Regions from separate parts of the Mus musculus genome. Here all the other regions are linked to region 2. Evidence: chromatin loops called from intact Hi-C (ENCODE). Cell type or tissue: left cerebral cortex. All regions are shown on one strand.

Evidence for each region. A loop is a pair of places that touch in the nucleus more often than their neighbours do. Peaks named below come from ENCODE experiments on the same cell type or tissue, not always from the same donor. Only the 100,000 strongest peaks of a DNase experiment are listed, where the experiment ranks them.
Region 1: a loop joins it to region 2, with 5 times the contacts of the local background. A loop is called at or near these places in 5 of 42 quality-filtered maps.
Region 3: it touches region 2 in a loop (3-fold over the local background); 5 of 42 quality-filtered maps call a loop at or near these places.
Region 4: a loop joins it to region 2, with 2.6 times the contacts of the local background. A loop is called at or near these places in 3 of 42 quality-filtered maps.

The regions. Positions count from the first base shown.
Region 1 is chr9:105,493,568-105,498,567 of GRCm38, reverse strand. All of the region lies in intron 1 of Atp2c1 (ATPase, Ca++-sequestering), which reads left to right. Gm40564 (a long non-coding RNA gene) reads right to left here and starts at 2,576. Exons shown (of 2, transcript XR_871130.1): 1 at 2,493-2,576; 2 at 1,370-1,924. In left cerebral cortex, CTCF peaks have their summits at 2,578 (motif pointing left), 3,375 and 3,893; DNase peaks (open chromatin) are centred at 2,591, 3,394 and 4,334; H3K4me3 peaks cover 2,822 bases; H3K27ac peaks cover 1,975 bases.
Region 2 is chr9:106,036,719-106,041,718 of GRCm38, reverse strand. Col6a4 (collagen, type VI, alpha 4) reads left to right here. Exons shown (of 38, transcript NM_026763.2): 18 at 565-627; 19 at 1,082-1,147. Among named protein-coding and RNA genes, the nearest start is that of Col6a4, 57 kb to the left of the region's middle. In left cerebral cortex, a CTCF peak has its summit at 2,622 (motif pointing right); DNase peaks (open chromatin) are centred at 1,656, 2,259, 2,624 and 3,103; H3K27ac peaks cover 1,411 bases.
Region 3 is chr9:105,855,672-105,860,671 of GRCm38, reverse strand. It overlaps Col6a5 (collagen, type VI, alpha 5), which reads left to right. Exons shown (of 41, transcript NM_001167923.1): 41 at 3,335-4,602. The coding sequence ends at 3,354. Among named protein-coding and RNA genes, the nearest start is that of Col6a6, 30 kb to the right of the region's middle. In left cerebral cortex, a CTCF peak has its summit at 2,669; DNase peaks (open chromatin) are centred at 2,665, 3,391, 3,593 and 4,036.
Region 4 is chr9:106,110,929-106,115,928 of GRCm38, reverse strand. No RefSeq gene overlaps it. Among named protein-coding and RNA genes, the nearest start is that of Col6a4, 17 kb to the right of the region's middle. In left cerebral cortex, a CTCF peak has its summit at 2,946 (motif pointing right); a DNase peak (open chromatin) is centred at 2,950.

The sequences.
Region 1 (5,000 bases), 540 kb after region 2:
CCTGACAATTCACACGCCCTTTATTGTATAAGAAATATTCTGTTGTATAGTTGGAGTAGGTTACCTTACAAAAAGTGTTGTGTCTTTCTTTTAGAAAAATGTTCAGTTTTTAGAGTCTGGGAAGATAGCTGTCAGTAATATGCTTGTCTTGAAGGTAAGAAAATGTACTGAATTCCATCTTCAACTGAGCATGGTGGCATGTGTCTGTAATTCCATCTCTGGGGAGGCAGAGATGGGAGGATCCCTAGGGCTTGCTGCCCAGTCAATCTAGACTATCTGTGTGCCCCAGGCCAATTATAGACCTGGCTCAAAGGAGATGAAGGGTATTCTAAAGATGTACTCAAGGCTGTCTTCTATGCTTACACACACACACATACACACACACACACACGCTCACGAACATACATACATATGCATAAACGTGCTCAGTTTTTTTTTTCTTTTAAACCAACTATATGGGATGGTGAACTTCAGGGCATATATCTTTGTTTGCTGACTTTTCCTAACAATTTTGATCCTTTAGTTCAGATGATGCTAAAGGGTTAAAAGAAGACAGTAACTAGGGGAAGATTTAAAAGTAGCTCTTCTAGTTTTATTTTAAAATACACACTCCTTTATCATCTGTATTTAAATAGTTGGACAAGGCTAATTTATATCAAGTATTTGATCTTCATATACTTTTAAATGTTCAAGTTTTATTATAATATAAAAGCAGGGTAGCTCATATCCTCTTAGAACCAAGCACAGTATGAATAACATTGGAGCATCATGACCGTGCTTCCCCACGCTTCCCCCAGGAAAAGGAGCCTCGAACCTTCTCAGTCATGTGACCACTCTTCTTTTCTCATCTCCTCACCCCCACTTTCTCAGTGGTGCTCAAGTTTGAATCATCTAAGGATTCCATTCCCACCACTGAGAAACACTCTCAGCTCCTGTAAACCACATTTTGCTCTAGATGCATTTAATTTTGTAGGTTAAATATTCAACACAAAAGGAATAAGAGCCAAACTTTAGGGGAGGGTTATTTTAAAGGGGAACTTTCGGGGTTGGTCACAAGGACACTTGGCTATATTGTCTCTCATGGCCACCAGTCTCACTGTAGCTAGTCTTAATGTTTCTTCACATATTAAGGGTTCCACCTCGGCAATGCTTCTGCTTTATTATTATCTTCACGCGCCCTTTCTGTCCCTTCCGACAGTTTTACTGTGTAAGAGGAAAGAAGGAATCCTTCTGCATGTTCGTGCATTTTGCATTTACAGTTCACTATATTTTAGTCCCTCCCTCTGTCACACACCGAGGTGGGAATGGTACACAGCCCCTCACAGAAGGATCCAGCATGCACAGAAAAAGAGGAGAGCATGCTGCTCTGGCTTTAACAGTATTGATTAAAGCTTTAATATATAAATTATATGCAGATACATAATAAATGCTAACTTTTGATCACAGGAAATAGAAGTCAATGTTGCTGATCTCGGCTAGTGTGGGGCCGTGATCAGATCTGGTACAGAATAGAAAAACCATCTTAAGCAACACGCGCATCGTTTCAGCTAATTGGTCCAATAACTAACAATACAGATGTCCTAGTTTTCTTTTCTTTTGCTGTCCCAAGACATCAGAAGCAGCTAGGGAAGGAAAGGCTTATACTTTCCATCGCTGAAGCAATCCAAAGTGGGAACCTGGAGGCAGAAACTGAAGCGGAGCCCATGGAGGAGCACTGCTTCCTGGCTTGCTTCTCACGGGTCCCTCAGTTTGCCATCTTACCTAACCCAGGACCACCTGTCCATGGATAGCCCTGTCCACAGTGATCCCGGCACTCCCGCATCAATCACTTGAGAAAATTCTCCACAGACTTGACTGTAGGTAGGTCTATGTGATGGAGACATTTTCTCAGTTGAGCCTTCCATTTTACCAGATGACACTAGCCCTGTTAAGGTGATAAAAGAAACCCCAGCACAACAATAAAATTACGTTTTCCAGAAGTCTACATATGAATTCTAAGTGCTTATATAATGTGATCTACCTTGTAAACTTTGTGTTTTAAATTGTGCTTGTTGTAACATTAATATTCTGTTAAGTAATAACTACTACAAACTAATTTTAAAACTGAGCACGAGACAGCAATTTTATTATAGAAGCCACAAGCTTATGCCACGGGGCATATAAAACATCATTATACATACCAAAGTGGAGATGAATTATAGATTTCTACACTAGCCTGGCCTGGAAATTGCGGCCATCCTCTGCTTCTGTTTCCCATGAGTGGCATGAACTACTATGCCTGGCAAAAGCTCATTTTTCAAAATAGAAGACGTGTGTATGTCAACCCAGAAGCTGTCCAGAAATTTTGATCCTAAACAAGCTTAACAGGCACCCAACACAGGAAGGCAGGCAACTCGGTCCATTATGTAGAACGTGTGTTTGAAAGCATGTTATAGGACCCAATATAAAAGAGCAATTTTGTTACGGTTATTTGGTCACGGAGGAAAAAATACCTGTAGAGGCTTTTTCTTTGGAGCAGAAGGGGAGGGAGGGGGTCTTCAGAGGATGCTCCGTAACTGGCCATAGGTGTAGTTCTGCCCTCTAGTGGATATAGGTGGGAGAGTGGTTCAATGGCTTCCTGTGCTTTAAAGAGTAGCAACTATTCATTAGAAGTCTAGGGGTTTGTGTGAGGTGCTAAGTGAAAGGCTGACTTGGAAAATGATAGCAGCGGCCAAGGTAATATGGGTTTTTCGGCTTCGATGGCAGGGCGACTTGATTTCTAGATTCTATCCCAGCTATTCTGGTTGCATTCACGCAATGAAAAAAGGTCAGGGTTCCTTCCTCGAGCTGTCACTCTGAACCTTGCCCTTTCATGACACATGGGGCTTCGGAGCACACCCCTGAGCAGGAAAGAATTTTGGAAACTGGTCCCATGATGACCAGTCCTCCCAAGACCAGAGAAGCAGCCAGAGCTCGTGTTTACAAGTGAGGGTACGACGCGTGGGAGGCCGCTGACAGGAACATCAGCTTCTCTCTGTGTCGTCCGGGGAGATTGTGACGGCCGTGAGACCGGAGAGACTTCCAGAGCTGTGCAGAGAGCGCCCAGGCGACTCTGTGACCCGGCAATGGCTGTGCCTGTCTCTGCCTCGTACCCGCGGCCGCCTCGACAGAATGTGTGGCTGGATACGGGGATGGGTGTCCTTCCGCCCCTTGCGCCGCCGGGTGTGTAGAAAGCGGGCAGTCGCTATCCCGAGAGCCCTGGAGGAGCCGTGGGCCCCGCGCGCTCTCCTACAAACCCTCTGCATCCCCAGGACCACGTCCATTAGGGCTCGCAGGCTCGGCCTCACTGCACTTCCGCTCACCCGCGCCGAGAGCTGGAGTGCGCCTGCGCGCGCGCCTCTCCGGGCGGAAGTGGTAGCGACAAAGCTCGGTGGGCGGCGGGCTGGGCAGTGCAGGGAGCGCCGGGCGGCGGGGAGGGGCGGAGCGGAGCGCAGGAGGCGGAGGCGGGAGCAGAGCTGCTCGGCCGTGCGCGGAGACGCGCGGAGCCGGCGGGCCGAGCTTGACGGGCCCTTCGCCGCTCCTCCTCTCCCCTCCCTGCCGCCGTCCTGCTCCTTCTCCTCGGGACGTGTGGCGCCGCTGTGCTGCCAGCAGCTCCGGGTCGCCCGAGGCGCGTGGGGCGCCCCCGCAGCCCCGCGAGTGAGTCCTCGCAGCCTGGAGGGAAGGGGAGGACGTCTGGGGTGTCGGGGAGGACTCGGGTGTCTACTCCTGCCCCTATTTCCAGAAACTTCCAGGTCCAGAGGGAAGGGGGCGTCCAGGGAGGGGGGGAACGTCTCTTGCCCGTAGGGCGCCTCTCGGGCGCCGCCCGGCTGGCGTGTGTGTCGCAGGCGCTGCGGGCGGCGCAGGGGGTGGGCTAGGGTGGTGGCGGCTGGGCGAGGGTCGCCCTGCTCCTCTCCCCTCTCCTCAGCTCCGCTTCTCCTGGTTTCTCTTGCAGATGCTGCTGCTAGGGGTGGTGGGAGCAGCCGTGGGACGCGTGGCCGGGAGCGGGGGTGACAGCCTGGGATTCCGGGGTCTTCTCTTCCTTGTCCTCCTCTCCTCTCTATTCCCAGTGTGGCCGTGGCTGACACTAAAGACTTTGTAGCCATCAACCAGAGTGCAGTTTCGATGGAAAATGAAGGTAAAGGCCCCTGGCAGATGGGTTTGTAATACAAGAGTTGAGGGTGTGGTTTGCTTTTTAAGTTGTCTGTCTTTTCCCACCTTTTTATTTTCCTCATTTTATGTAATTGTTTTTTTTTTCTGCCCTTTGCATGTGAAATGTCTGAGGATTTGGTTCCCTAAGGGCATGTAGCTTTTATTTTGGTAATGTGGGCATTGCCGGGTTCTGCGGGTGACAGCTTGAGTCTGCTTTCCTGGGAAATTGTTATTTTCTTGAGCATAGGGAATGGAACGGAAGTTTTCATTTGAGATAGCATCTGTGCACATCCTTATAGCTCTTTGAAAGGAATCTGTGGATGTGAAGTGGAAAGGGGAAGAGAAAGCAGTGGGTCGAATCTCTGTATATTTGCATAGCAAGCTTTGTTAGAGTGTGTGACGGAATTAAAAAGATTTTTAAAATAAATTCTAGCTTTGGCAAAAAGCATTTTTGAACTCAGATTAAGGAAAAAAAAAAAACAAAACACAAAAAAAGCCAAAAACAAAAAACCCTAACACTGGAGTTTAATGAAATTTTCTGAGAGTTTCCTGTCTTAAAGTCCCGCCCTATTTCAAAACATCTTTGGGAGGTTGACAGTGGAACCTGTTTGTCCCCATTACACATTGTGTTTGGATGCATTTGTCTGTCACGTTACTGGACCACTTTGGCCTCATTCAAATACTGCTTCTCATTTATAGCACTTGGATTTTAAAAAGTATTGAATAACTGAATAAATGATATTTCTTCCCTCTTGAACTAACCATGTTTATTGTTTATGCTGACTTCTGGCTTATGTGTAATATTCTTTCTTTTTTCCCCCCCTCCTTTTTTG
Region 2 (5,000 bases):
TTGGACAGAATCTAGGAAGAAGTGCAATAAGCCAGATACTCCGTGCCCAACTCTTTATTGAACATTTTAATAAGATCATGCCTTACGCTCCTAAATGCTGCAGTATGTATCAGCAATCATGCCTCGCCTCTCCGCCTGTGAACTCTGCTAACCCTATCAAGATGCATGGTGGATAAAGTTGACTGCCCCCACGTGACCCCACTCCTGCTTCCCCCCTCCCATGTGATTCTTTATAGAGCATCAGGGAGGGGTGAAAAGACCAAGGCCTGAGACAGTGAGGAGGCCTGGGTCCTACTGTGTGCAGCAGAATTAGTTCCTGAGATCCTACTGTGTGCAGAAGAATTAATCAGTTCCTGAGATGTGAGAGTCAAGTGGGATGATACTCCGGCAGGGTCCGGCAGAGGGAGACTGCAGAAACAATACCATAATGTGACTGTGAATGTTTTAAGCTTCAAGGACTCCCCTTAAATCCTAGCTCCCCATCCCCCTTTTATACTTTCCTTTTAAGCATCGAGTGATTTTATGATGTGATTCATTTTTCATTTTTTTCCTTTGTAATTTAAGGGCTTGACAGGTCTGCCTGGACCAGCTGGACCTCGTGGGGAGCCTGGGCTGAGGGGAGATCCGGTGAGTGATGGCTGTGGGTTTTCTTCTGCTTTTGTTCCTTATTCCTAAGAGCCGTGCAGAGGCTAAGAATGGCCTGTTCAGTCTGTCTTTACTGCGTCGAAATGAGCTAGAGATCTGAGGGTAAAAGCATCTTACACATCTGGGTGTGGAAAGAGCTGGGACTTTAATTGGGCTGGACCTCTGGGATTATTGAGCGAACAAGTCTGGGCAATGGAAAGGGTCCTCCTTGATCCCCCTCCTCCCTGCCCCGCCCCGCCCCCTCCTCCCTTCTCACCTGGTGCTACAAATAGAACCCTGAGCCTTGCACATGCTATGTGGTTATTCTGCCTCTAAGCCAGCGCTCCAGCCCTTCCTCCTTCCCCTTAAAACCATTCTTCCTTTTGTCTCTACCTTTTCCTTTCTTTTTCTTTTCGCTTGCTGTCCATTTGAGGAAGGCCACCTTTTGTTTTCTCAGGGGGATCCTGGAATTGATAATCTCATCCAAGGCCCCAAGGGAGAAAAGGGAAGGCGTGGACATCAGGTAAGATGGTTGGAGGTTCATGTAGGGATGCCAGACAGGCTCTTTCAGAACACATGGATACTTTGCTGAATCCCCATTGGCTGAATCCCCACTGGCTGAATCCCCATTGGCCGAATCCCCATAGGAGGTGGGGCAAAGCCACAGGGTTCCCATCTTCCATGGACTCAGGAGCCCTGAATGCCAACCTCCCCTTACTGCCTAATCCTTGAGTTCTTGTCTTTACCATTTCTTTTTCCTACACAAGTTCCCACCCCCTTGTTACTGCATGCTAGTAATGGTTTTAAAGTGACCTTAAGCCTATTCAGTCTTTAGGTTCTTGCCTAAAATGAAAGCCTCAACTCAGGGAGGTCTCGACTCTTCTCTGCTGTGAGTTTCCTGGCATGCTGTGCTGATCTCAAAGTCATTATGCAGCTGGCTCGCTTTCCATCATAGCCGGAGCTGACTGGTGCAAATTGGGTGGTAGACAGTTGTAAAGATGAGATGTCTGTCTAGTTCTGAAGACTGGAGCCACCACAGTGGAAGACATTAGAGAGAGCAAAGAGACTTGTCAGCTTGACGGATGCTAATGTCTCCGAAGCCAGTTTTAGATTTTCATGTCTCAGACATTAAAATGCACGATTCTGAAACATGCCTAAGATAATGAGTGTCCCAGTCCTCATATCTCATGGTTCCCAATTTCTGGGCATGCGATCTGGATAGCAAATATCTGCAACTGGAGGGGAACCTTGACTTTGAATTCCTATTTTGGATCCTTTGATAAAACCACAGGGCTTAGATTGTGGCTAGCTAGAATCCATGTTATGTATATCCAGGTCCTGAGTGGAATTCAGCTTGGGACAAGGTCATTTCTATGTCACTGTGTGGGAAAGCGGTTTCACCCAGTCATTAGTTATGGTTGTATTATACAAATAGCATTGGGTTGTTTCCCCTCAGTAGGTTAAGGTCAGAGAGCCATGTGAATGGCTGCTCCCTGGGACTGAGCTAAGCACACATAGCGGAATCCACCCTTAGCAGCTCCTAGGCCTCAGGATCCTCATTTGGAAGATGGGTAGATGAACCATCTGGTTTCTGTGAGTCATTGGTTGTCATGGTAAGAAATGTCATGAAGACAGCAGAGCCATAGAATGCTCATGGCTTGCTGCTAGAAAGGAATCCAGGCTTCTGAACACACTGTTCAGTGTGGTGGCCATCACAGCACCACAACTGTAGTGAGAGCCTCAGGGCCACAGCTTCCAAAGGCCTCCATCCTTGACTTTAGCCTGTTAGCCTTGACTCCATTCTTGTGTGTGGAACAGAAATTGTAACTGTTTCAGATTGTGCCCTGTATGATTGAATTTTGTGTCTCTTGTGGTTTCTTTTCTTATGCTGGGCTCAAAGAAGGGTGTTAGTGAATATCCTTTGAATAGACTTAGATGATAGTAAATTACTCCTTTACATAAGCCATGCTTGATTAGATTCTGCCAGCGATTAGAAGATAGACCGCTAGGGGGCAGTATTTCCTTGCTATTATTTCCGAGAGGCCCTGGGATCAGTGTCACAGTTAAGTCTGGAAAATTCCTCCGAAATAGTGTTTCCAACAAAGCAGAGAAATTGTATTACATACCTAGTGTGGGAAGGAGTGGAGAACCAATTGTGCAGGTCAGGAGTGGAAAAGCAATCTCAGACACACACACACACACACACACACACACACACACACACACACACAGAGAGAGAGAGAGAGAGAGAGAGAGAGAGAGTGAGAGAGAGAGAGAGAGAGAGAGAGAGAGATAAGAGAGACAGAGAGAAATTCCAATGCCTGTGAGTTGATATCTTCCTTAAAGCTGATCAGGGGACAATAGAAAGACTTAGCTCCAATTATTATTATTGTAGTGATTTTAAAAATAACTAAAAATTAGACTGGGACTGCGGCTCAGTTGGTAGAGTACTTGTCTAGCAATGTACAAACCCCACCATGTATAAGCTGGGCATGGTGGTACACATCTGTAAGGCCAGCACTTGGGAGGTAAAAGGCTGGAGGACTGGAAGCTGAAACTCACCCTTGGCCCCATAGTGAGTTCTAGGTCACTCAGGCTGTATACATGAGACCCTGTCTCAGAAAAGGTCAGAGATGAAATAGTCAGCATTTAATAATCAAAGATGACTCTTATACACGCTTGCTTTCACATGGTGTAGTCGTGTTGGGCAGTGAAACATAACAAGGAGAACTATTTCTGTTGGTGGTTTGATAGTCTTACTATGTAGCCCAGGCTAGCCTCAACTCATTGCCTATCTTCCTGCACCGGTCTTCTAAGTTCTGGAATTACAGGCATGAGCCACCATGCTTGGTTTTCTACATATTTTCCACCCCCCTCCTTTTCCCATCCCCACCCTTTTCTTTCTGCTGGGAATTAAAACTGGGAGCTTTTGATGTCAGGCAAGTACTCCACCCGTGAGCTAGGCCATCAGTCGGAACACTGTTTCTTTATATGGAAAACATCCCTGTCGCAGTGGTAAGTGGAAAGCTCAGGTTTGCATGAGTGTATTCCACCTGAGACTGAATTTGTATGGAAAAAAACTCCCTTTCTATAACACAGAACATATGCATTGCTTTCCCTTGCCTTCTGAGTTACTGACATGGCTCATGAAAGATTCACAGTGCTTCTTATTTTGCAAAATTCTAGATCTACAGGGAAAAAAATATAGTTATAGGAATGAATTGTAACCATCACCATATCTGCTTTCGGTCCATCTGTGTGAGTGAGTGTGCACATGTGTATGGGCGTGTGTATGGGCGTGTGTATGGGCGTGTGTATGGGCATGTGTCTGTGTGTTTGAGCATGTGTTTTCCTGAGCCACTTGAAGATTAATCAAGGGCATTAAAACACATAACCATGCATATCCAACAGGCATAGAAAAAAAGGAAATCACTCTATATGGACATGGTGGAGACGTCACGCTGAAGAAACATAGTGTTTATACAATATTGCTTTCTTTTTTAAAGTTTTAAAAGTTGAAATAGAATTATATCACTTCCCCCATCCCTACCCCCTCAAAGCCCTCCCACTCTTAAGTGTCTTTATTTGTTACATACATATACATGTATGTGTCTGTACTATATATATACATATGTGTATATATATATATACACACAGACACATAACCCGATGATTCCATTTCTGTTGCTTGTGCCACATATAAATAATATTATTTCCTAACATCCAGCCCGTGTTCAGGTTCCTACTTCCCCATGTCTTAGGGAACCTGTCTTTGGACTACTGTAACAGAACACAGCTGACAGGTTGTATTATACAACATTTATTTTTCACAGCTCTGGAGTCTTGGAAGTCAGAGACCAAGGCACCGGAAGACTTGGTGTGTGACGAGGGCCCAGTCTTGGCTTCCTGCTTTGTCTTCCTGGCTGTCACCTCACAGGGGGAGAGAGGGCTGGGGCACATGCACCGATTCCATCCTTATGGCCCTGATCATGTCCCACAGGCTGTGTGCCTGATCCCTGCACGTTGGGGATTAAATGTCAACGTGCTCGTTCTAGGGGAAGCACATTGGTGGTCAGCTTTCACGGTGCCAGCAGGCCCTGTGCTGACTGCTGGCGAGAAGGCCATCGGTGCTGTTATAGCGCTGACCCTGAATTCTGCATACCGGCTTGCCAATAAGATGTGTTCAGTGGCTCAAGACTGACCTGAAGTGCAGTATTAGAATGGTCACTCTGCCACTCCTGAATTGTTCTTTAGGCCTGTCTCTGTTGTTGCTGTCATCAGAGCATCTTGCCTTTTTAGTTTTCTTTAGTTACAGCAGTCACCCCATTGCTTGTTTTTTTTTTATATATGACATTGAGATTGCTTGTTTTTTTATA
Region 3 (5,000 bases), 180 kb after region 2:
TATTCATACATACTAGAATGCATATAGCAGCACTATTTGTAGTAGCTTCTAATTGAGAACAAAACCACACCCTAGACACATGAAATCTCTGTTTGAGGGTGAGACGTAGAGTTAGTATGATTCACAAAGCTCCCTTCGTGGTTCAGGTATGTGTCCAAGTTTGGAAAACACTGCCTGAACCCTGCCTAGATCATTCCTGCTGCATGTCTCAGGGAAGTCTACTGTTGAAAATCATCAAATTGGTACAATCTAACCCCAGCAACATCAGCACCATCTAGCACTCACTGGATATGCAGATTCTCAGATCCCACCATAGACCGGCTGAACTAAAGCTGTCGCTGAGAACATGTGAGGGAGTCTCATACAGGCTGATGCTTGAAAACCACCGGCCTACTGTTGTAGATCCTGAGTGCACATCAGAGTTTTTAAATAAGAGTCCTTCAACTAGATATTACGATGTAGAAGATCCCATGCTCCTGGGAAAACAGCAACAAGTCGTCTGGGTTTGCGGGAGATTTCGTTGTCTTTCATGAGTTGGTAGGCACTGAGTCTGAGAGAGCAGCTATCGTCAAATCAGTCCAACCACAGACACTGTCTGAGGAGCTAGCTTAGAGAGGTAGGGTTTTGTGCCCACTTAGGAAATAGTACTTGAATGTTTCTTCAGTCACTGAGCATCTGACGTTGGGCATGCCACTCTGCCTCTCTGAACCTCCATTTCCTTGACTGCAAAGTAAAGACAGTAACAGAGCTTATGTCAGAGCCTAAGGTGAACAATGCATGTATGTGATGTGCTTCAAACGGCATGTGGCCTAGGCTGAAACTTCAGTGAGTGCTAGCTTTCTGCAGCTGTGATGAGTGACAGAGCTGATGGATGCTTGTGTGGACAGCTCACCAGACTGGGCAGGAGGAGTCCCTGATTGTTAACCTAGCGTACAATCCCTAAAGCTCTCCCAGCTGCTGTGGTCTTCCACCACTGCTAATGAGGAGCTTGGTTAAAGTGGGTATTTTCCCTTCTGGGGTACATACATCGTCTCTAGTGGACACATAGAGACTTGCCAGAATGTGGTCGTCTAAGGAGCTAGTCCTAAAGAACATGTTTTATGTGTGAGGAATCTCGGAGGCCTTCTTCCATCTCTTACAAATGCCCTGCTCCTTCCCCAGGCCCCCCATGAGTGTGGCAGGTCTCTTAGCCATCCTGCATCTGATTAAGGTGCTGTGGCCCAGATATAAAATCTTCCTAAGATGCTTTGGAGACTGGGTGGAAATGGTCAGACCAGAGTTAGAAATACTACACAAATTATCCATATAATTAATACATTTCCAATACAATGTTTACTTTTCCCTGCTAAAATGAGCAAAGTTTACACATATAGGCATTTGTGGTAAATTCTAGTAATATCCCATCTTGATAAAAATTTGATACCTAGACTTATGACATAGGAAATTAAAACACACACACACACAGAGAGAGAGAGAGAGAGAGAGAGAGAGAGAGAGAGAGATCTCCAACAGGAAGGTATGATTGGGCAAATAATTTAAAGTTTAAAGCATTTGAATCGTTTACAGTTGGAATGAAATCCTATACTAGAAGAGGGATGGAGGTAGAAGTTTAAGGAGAGAAATGAACACTATAAGTTATCTGACGTAAACATATTTTATACAATGGACAGCTGATATCAACCACTATGGAATTTAGATTTTGTTGGATAAGCTAAAAGAGAAACATGGCCATCAATGGTAGAGTCTGTTTGTAGTTTAAGCCCTCTGGAGGTCAAGGCAGGATGATCAGGAGTTCATGGCCAGTCTGGGCTACATGATACCCTGTCTGATAAAAGAAATATGGAAGTGTCATTGAAAAACATGTTAAACTTTGTTATTGTTGTATGTCTGAGTGTGTATGAGGTGTATGCATATGAGTGTATTATGTGGGGTGGGGAGGTAGAGGTCAGAGGACCCAGGTTTTTCTCTCTCTTTGCCTTGTTTGGAGGAGGAGGGGGAAGGAGGAGGGGAAGGAGGAGGAGGAAGAGGAGGAGGAGGAAGAGGAGGATGAGGGAGAGGAGGAAGAAGATGAGAAAGAGGATGAAGAGGAGGATGAAGAGGAAGAGCAGGAAGAGGAGGAAGAAGAGAAAGAGGAGGAGGAGGAGGAGGAAGAGGAGGAGTAGTGGTACATACTCCAGGTTGGCTTTGCCTGCAAGCTTCTGGGATATTCTCCTGTCTCTGCTTCCCACTTCACCGTAGGAATGCTGGGATTCTAAACGCATGCTTCCACACGGGGCTTTCACACATGGATTCCAGGGATTGACCTCAAGTCAAGAGGGCTTGGCTTTTCCCTTCTGAGTCATCTCTCTGGCCCCCACGGAAGCTTTATTTTTAAATGTCAGCTTTTACAGGATGTTGCAGTTACATACTTTTAGTGCCTTTTAAATTGTTAAAAAAATTTAGGATTAGAATTTTAGAAACTTTCCAAGATGCAGGGCAAAAGGACATGACCTCTCCCATGGAGACAGGTACTTAGCTAACTTCCCCTGAGGTGCTCCCTGAGTTGACAACCTATGTTCATGAGATCCATTCGTGGAGTAGTCACAGGAGAGTCCATCACTCGATGGAGGAAGCATCCTAGGGAAGAAGACACCAAATGAAGTGCTATCCCAGTAATGTCCCATAGAGGGCAGCCAAAGCCTGGGTCTGGCCCGGAGTTAGGCTTTTCTAAGTTAGGAGGCAGAACTATCCTGAACAGAGGCTGGAGGTTGGGTCTTCCTCCCTCCCAGATCGCTGATGGATGGACCCAGAGCTGCTATAGGGCAAGGCCATTCATCGCAAGGGCTCATTGAGCCACTCAATTGCGCAACAGCACCCTCTGAGGGATAGATAGTAGGTGCTGGTATTAGCAACCAAAAACTTACATGGCGGAGGTCAGGAGCAGGTGGATGGGGATAGGGGAGGAGTGTTGTCCTGTAAATGAATTCCATGAAGAGGCCACAGGAATTCTGAGCAGAGCCAGACGTTGCAAACAGTCATTACCCCCCTTCAAATGATTATATAATAATTCTATCTGCTAAAGCCACTAAGCAGGGAATTTCAAATCATGGGTAGATCAGAGAGACTTGTGTCTGCAGTCCTTTGCATTATACAGTTTTACCAGTGGTCACGTTTTTTTCTCCATGGACCTAGATGACTCTAGGTTGGACTTTTAGTTTGACTGTTGAAGATAGCAAGGATTATCGTTGTTTCTTGTGTTTGTTTCATACCTGGCACCTACAGGAGTAGGCTCAGGAGGAAATACTGTTATCCAATATCATGACGCTAAGAGCAGGGTGTCTTTCATGCTTTACAGATGGCGAAGATGCAAGATGAGCTTTCAGGAGAGAAGAGTGCTCGCTGGCAGATGGGACTCCCCTGCGGCAGTAGTTCCAGCCAGAAAATGCCAATCATTTATTAGAAGGGTCGGGGCAGGAACTAGAACTAAATTTGCTTCTCAGTCCCAAACCTGAGGGAGAGACTCTTCAGGATAGAGACATCAAGGAACAGACCTTCAAAACTAGGACCGGGTTTCATCTCTCAGGAGGAATGGGACCACTGAGCAAGAAGAGGCAACAGCCTTCCCCGTGACAGCTTGGTTCACTCGCTTTGATCACTTTGGTGAGTGCCTGCCAAAAGAAGATGTTTGTCATGATCGCCATCACATCTACATCTCAAATTAGACCCTTGAGTAAAAACAGTTTGTAATTGGAATGTCCCAATTGTCTTTTTTTTTTCTTCCCATTTATACAACCCTAAACTCTGTGTCGCTGGTTCCCATAGGACCCTGAGATTACATTTAGCACCCGTTACCTATAGTCAGTGGGTTTTCTTTACCAGGACATTTATAGAGTAACAAATTCATAACAAAGAAAGGGGAGGAGAAGCTGCCTTGTGAGCTACCCGCTCGTGCTGGGAACACTTGTTTTCTATTTTAGTGTGCTTTGCATTGTGTGGACTTGAGTTTTGCTGCCAAAGAAATCATGCCAACATGTGAACCTGGAAACAGAGCTATTCTCAAACAGTGTATCAAAACAGACTCTAAAACAGAAAAAGAACAAGACAATAACAACAACCCCAAGTCTGACCCAGAAACTTATTCTGTGCATTCTTATTAACTGTAGTCTCACTCAGCCCAGGAAAGCACATTAAACCTACTTAGGAAACACACATACAGGACAAGACAAAGCAGTAGTGAATTTGTTATACACTCGGTCAGTTTAACATGGAGTATGCAGGCAGTGGAGTACTGTTTAGGCATAAAGAAGAGTAAAGTCATGTGACTTGTGGGAAGATGGACAGAACCGTAGGCGTTCGTGTTGATTGACATAAGCCGGCTTCATATGTCTTCTCCCATACGTGGAATTCCAGGACTGGGGGATTAAGAGGATGAGAAAGTAAAGCAGATTTGGAGGGGAGAGGGGAATAAAAGGAGACTCAGAGGAGGTGAATGTTATCAGAGTGTTTTACATGCTGTCTGGAAATGGCATAATGAAACCCATTATTTTGTACAATTATTATATTCTAATAAAATCACTTGATTTGGTTAAGGCAACAAGTAGTTGCCAAACCAATGAGCATGTGAAAATGACTATGCTGGTGGGATAACACACGGACAATTTCATATGTGTTCCACATAGTTTTCCTTACTGTGACCGTTGTCTTTTATATAATTGAAAAATAACACAGTCGGTTAATTTTAAGTAGCCAGTTATTGCTTTGGAAATTTCTAAAACAAAGCCTATTTAATAGTTTTGTTTTTCTCTAAGAACTTTTGTCAGTGTGTCTTAATGGAAGCATGAAGGCCACAGCAGACCCTTAAATCTGATAGCGATAATGGTGTCCAAGAATGTGAACCAATAGACACCACACCGCTGGTGGAAGATTGTTACAACTCGGGGCAACACTGAAGCAATATCTGTCCCGTATCTAACCATATCCTTCAGCTCCATCAATAGGTGGATATATTAAGCTTTCACACA
Region 4 (5,000 bases), 74 kb before region 2:
TGCCTGACAGGGCTGAGTTTGCCTTTGCTCCTCCCGCTCTGGAATGGAAGTGTAGCTAATGATTCTTTTGAAATTGTAAATTGGCAATTTACAGTTGTATAAATTGTTGGGGCTCCAAGCGAGGGGAGGATGTATGGATAAAGTGAGCTAAGCTGGTTACATTGGACACCGCAGAAACTCTTTGTTCTGAGAACATTTGGGTCATTCCACAGTTTTGAAATGTATCTCTCTCTCCTCTCAACTGTTATTCAGTATGAGGCCTGGAAGAACTAAAAACAATAATCCCCTGGCCTGAGATCTGTGCCTTTTGACATCACCTCCAGGTTCCCCTCACTCTCCAGCCTCGGTAACCACCTCGCTACTCTCTGCTTCTTTGAGTTTGAATGCTTCAGACTCCTTGTCTAAGTGTCATTGTCTGGTTTATTTCAGTTAGCAAAATGTCTCCAGTCCCATACAAGTCATTTCAAATGCCAGAGTTATTTACTTGTCCTGCCTCTTCCTGCTCCCTCTGCCCCCTCCTCCTGCCCCTCCTGCCTCCTCTTCTTGCCCCTTCCTGCCCTCTCCTCCTGTCCCCTTCTGCTCCTTCTTCCTGCCCCCTTCTGCTCACTCCCCTTCCTTCTCTTTTCCCCTCCTCTCCTGCTCCATGACTCTCCCTCCTCCTCCTCTCTCCTCCTCCCCTCTCTTCTCACTTCACTCTCACCTCCTCCTGTAAAAATCTTAACATCTACTTATGCACGCGCACATGTGTGTGTGTCTGTGTGTGTGTATGGTGAGGAGCTCAGGGCACAGATTTAAAAAAAATTATTTATTATATGTAAGTATGCTGTAGCTGTCTTCAGACACTCCAGAAAAGAGCATCAGATCTCGTTCTGGGTGGTTGTGAGCCACCATGTGGTTGCTGGGATTTGAACTCAGGACCTTTGGAAGAGCAGTCGGTGCTCTTACCTGCTGAGCCATCTCACCAGCCCAGGCCACAGATTTTAAGAGTTCTACTTTTACAACTTGAGTCCTACGGATTGAACTCATCATGGCTTGGTGGCAATCACCTTTGCCAACCAAGTCAGCTTACCAGCTGTTTTCTTCTTAAAAACAATTTGTAAAATGTACTCATTTATTTAACACACACAAGTGTGTGTGACTGAGTGTGTACATGTGTACCACATGTGTGGAAGCTGCAGAGATAAGGAGTCTCCTGGAACTGTAGTTACCCAGGGTTGTGAGGCTTCAGTAGGTGCTGGGAGTTGAACCCGGGGCCTTTGCAAGAACAGCAATCACTCTGGTTGGGCAGGACTATCCTTTGATCTGAACTGTCATCATTTTCAGGAATTGTGCTGGGCCTGTTGCGATTGTCACAGCCGGACCTGTTGATTATTTACCATCCCGCTTAGAAGGGGGTTGTTGGGAGAGTCAAGGGACCCTCAGCTGAATATCCCACGCAGGTGTATGCAATTTCCCCTTAATTGCATTTGGTCTTGGGGGAAGGGCTAGAGTGGAGAACAGTGAGGGGACACTGGCATCCCTGCTGGATGCAGACCTTCTGGTGCGCCGTTTTAAGGTTATCCACATGCACGGCCATTATCCCACACCTTCCGCTATGTAAGTATGATTGATAAAGTCATTGGTACTTCTGGGTGAGCTTTGGTGGGATTTGGCCTTAGGAGGAGGGGTAGACATTTGTCTCTCTCAGGGAAGGAATTTTAGCAAAAGCTCCTAACTGCTGAGCCACCTCTCAGGCCTCAATGTCCTCCCTTTTAAGGCTGGAAGATATTCCATTGTGCATACATATAGTTTTGTTGTTGGTTTTGGACACAGGTCTGCACTATGTAACCTTTGCTGTCCTGTAACTTACTAGTTTATGGGCAAAGCTAGCCCTGACCTTAGGTAATTTTGTCTCTGCCTCTGGAGTATGAGACTACAGGCTTGTGCTGTCATGTGCCGTTTGGCTAACGATTCCTAAAATGTGACCTCCTGGGCCAGCAGCCTTAGTGGCACCTGGAGCCAGGATGGCAGTGCAGACTCCAAGGTCTCAGAGATCCTGGAAGTGGGGCCCTCTCATCTGTGCTCTAAGAAGGTCACAGGGCTCAGTGATAGAACACCTGCCTAGCACGTGTGAGGCTCTGGATTAAAACCAAGAATCAAAGATGAAACAAACACCCCTGACAGTTCTCCAGGTGACTCTGAGTCACGTAGGCTAGTGAGACTCTGGCAGAGAGCATGGGGGTGGGGGTGGGGCGCACATTTCATTGTTGTTGCATCCTTGGGACGTAGATGCTCAGGGAATATTTGTTGAATGAATGCTGATGTTTATGCAGTGCTTTTCAAGCTAGGATGAACTTTTAAACACTTTAAAAGCATATGCTTGGTTAATCCTTGTGCACTGTGCTGAGTTAGGTCCTAGGGCCATTTCATTTAAAAATTGGGGAACCATAGAGAGACTGGGTGACTAGCTGAAAGTCAAAGCTTAGTCCCCCTTCTGCCTGGTGGTGCAAGATTGGTAGATGACACACTCACATATTCCAAACTTCGGTAAAATGGGAAGGAGTCTGGAAAATTGGCACCAGACAGGGCTGTAGGCAGCTCATAGAGAATAGAAGCAGACATAACTGGTGCATAACACCACTTCCCCTGGGCTTTCAGAGGGAGCAAGATGCACAGATACATGTCTCAGCCTCTCCTTGCTGTTCGTTCTCTGAGGCATCCCGTCTGTTGCTCTGGGCTTGCTGTACTGTGGGGTGGAATGCATGGCAGCTGAAACCCATCTTGTCCTCCTCATAGTCCCAGAATCATCTCCCAGATAGAACACCCATCCCCAGCTTCTTGCGTATAAGGCTCTGCTCTAAGTGAGACACCCGTATTCTTCCAATTTGGAAAAGGAGGAAAGGGGATGTTGGGGGAGACATAGCTATTGCGGGAGGACACGTCTTCTGCTCTGCACAATGTGGCCAGCAGATGGCAGTGTGTCCACATCCTTGCAACTGCATCCAGCTGTCTGAATTCAGGTCCAAGCTCAAATCAGATAAAGAGAGCTTTCCTCTTGCTCCTGGGGAGGCTAGCTCTTCCATTCCAGCTTTTGAATGAGCTTTACCGAGAGGCAGATATCTTTTGTGCTCAGAAGCCCTGGCGAGAAGCTGGAATTTGCTCGAAATTTAGCCTTTATCTTTTGGACTCTGAAAAGGCCTGCTTAGAAAACTCTGCCAGTGGCCTGTGCTGGTTAGATCATAGAGATAGTGCAGCTGCTGAGTCCAATGGCCAGCTGACCTGTTCATCTGGTCAGTACCATCTCATCTACCAGTAAAAGGAAGAAGCAAACAGCTTTTAAAGAGCAAGGAAGACTTCCTTTTGAAAGGATCTTATGATTAGTTTTGACTGGCAGGGTTACCTGAATTTTAACGTTTTATTAATATCCTGGAGTGTAAGGTTTTGTTTTTTTTTGTTTTTTTTTTGGAGACAGGCTTCACATAGTACAGGCTGTCCTGAAACTTGCCATGTATCCCCATGTGGCTTTGAACTCATTATCATCTTCTTCTTCTTCTTCTTCTTCTTCTTCTTCTTCTTCTTCTTCTTCTTCTTCTTCTTCTTCTTCTTCTTCCTCTTCTTCTTCCTCTTCTTCTTCCTCTTCTTCCTCTTCTTCTTCTTCTTCTTCTTCTTCTTCTTCTTCTTCTTCTTCTTCTTCTTCTTCTTCTTCTTCCTCTTCTTCTTCCTCTTCTTCTTCCTCTTCTTCCTCTTCTTCTTCCTCTTCTTCTTCCTTCTTCCTCTTCTTCTTCCTCTTCTTCTTCCTCTTCTTCTTCCTCTTCTTCTTCCTCTTCTTCTTCCTCTTCTTCTTCCTCTTCTTCTTCCTCTTCTTCTTCCTCTTCTTCGTCCTCTTCTTCTTCCTCTTCTTCTTCCTCTTCTTCTTCCTCTTCTTCTTCCTCTTCTTCTTCCTCTTCTTCTTCCTCTTCTTCTTCCTCTTCTTCTTCCTCTTCTTCTTCCTTCTTCTTCTTCTTCTTCTTCCTTCTTCTTCTTCTTCTTCCTTCTTCTTCTTCTTCTTGAGACAGGGTTTCTCTGTATAGCCCTGGCTGTCCTGGAACTCACTTTGTAGACCAGGCTCGCCTTGAACTCAGAAATCCACCTGCCTCTGCCTCCCGAGTGCTGAGATTAAAAGCGTGTGCCACCACACCCGAATTGAACTCATGATCTTCTTGCTTCTGACTCTTGAGTGCTGAGATTATAGACATTCACAACCCTATTTGTCTATGGAATAGTGTTCTGTGCAATGTAGGAGGTTAAGAGAGAGTCAACTGCACAGAACATTTGTTAAGTAAGCTGGTCATTAAGATGGCTGAATGTAGACAAGTAGATGTTAGGGACTCAACTTCTTGCTAAAGAACAAAGTTAAAAATATAGTTCAGGGGCTGGCCAAAGATGGAGTTTCTGTGGCCAGCACCCACCTCGGCCAGCTCATAACCATGTGTACTCTGGCTCCAGGGGATCCCATGCTCTGGCCTTCAAGGGATTTGCGCTCATATGCACACACTCTGACAGATAATTAAAAAATAATGAAAGTAAATTTCAATTTGGCTTTTAAAAACAGATTTATTTATTTAAAACCTACTTGTGTAAGTGCTTGCCTGCATGTATGTATGTGCATGTATGTGTATATGGCTGGTGCTTGCAAAGCCCAGAAGAGGGCATCAGACACCCTGGGACTGAAGTTATAGGTGGTTGTGAGCTACCTTGTGGGTGCTGGGAACTGAGCCCAGGTCCTCTTGAAGAGCAGTTAGTGCTCTCTTAGCTCCATAAAAATAAAACTTAAAAAGCAAGCACGCAAACAAAAACACAGAAGACAAAACAGAAGAGAAATCTGTACCTCCAGTAGTCCCCCAGAACCAATAGGGTAGCATGGATACCAATTTACTTATGATGCTAAGAAGTTTTATCTTTTGTAAACCAAAGGATGTTAAGTTGTATGCTGAGTGGTTTTAGGTCTGAGACAATGAATGGTAAGCCAGTCAAGATAATGG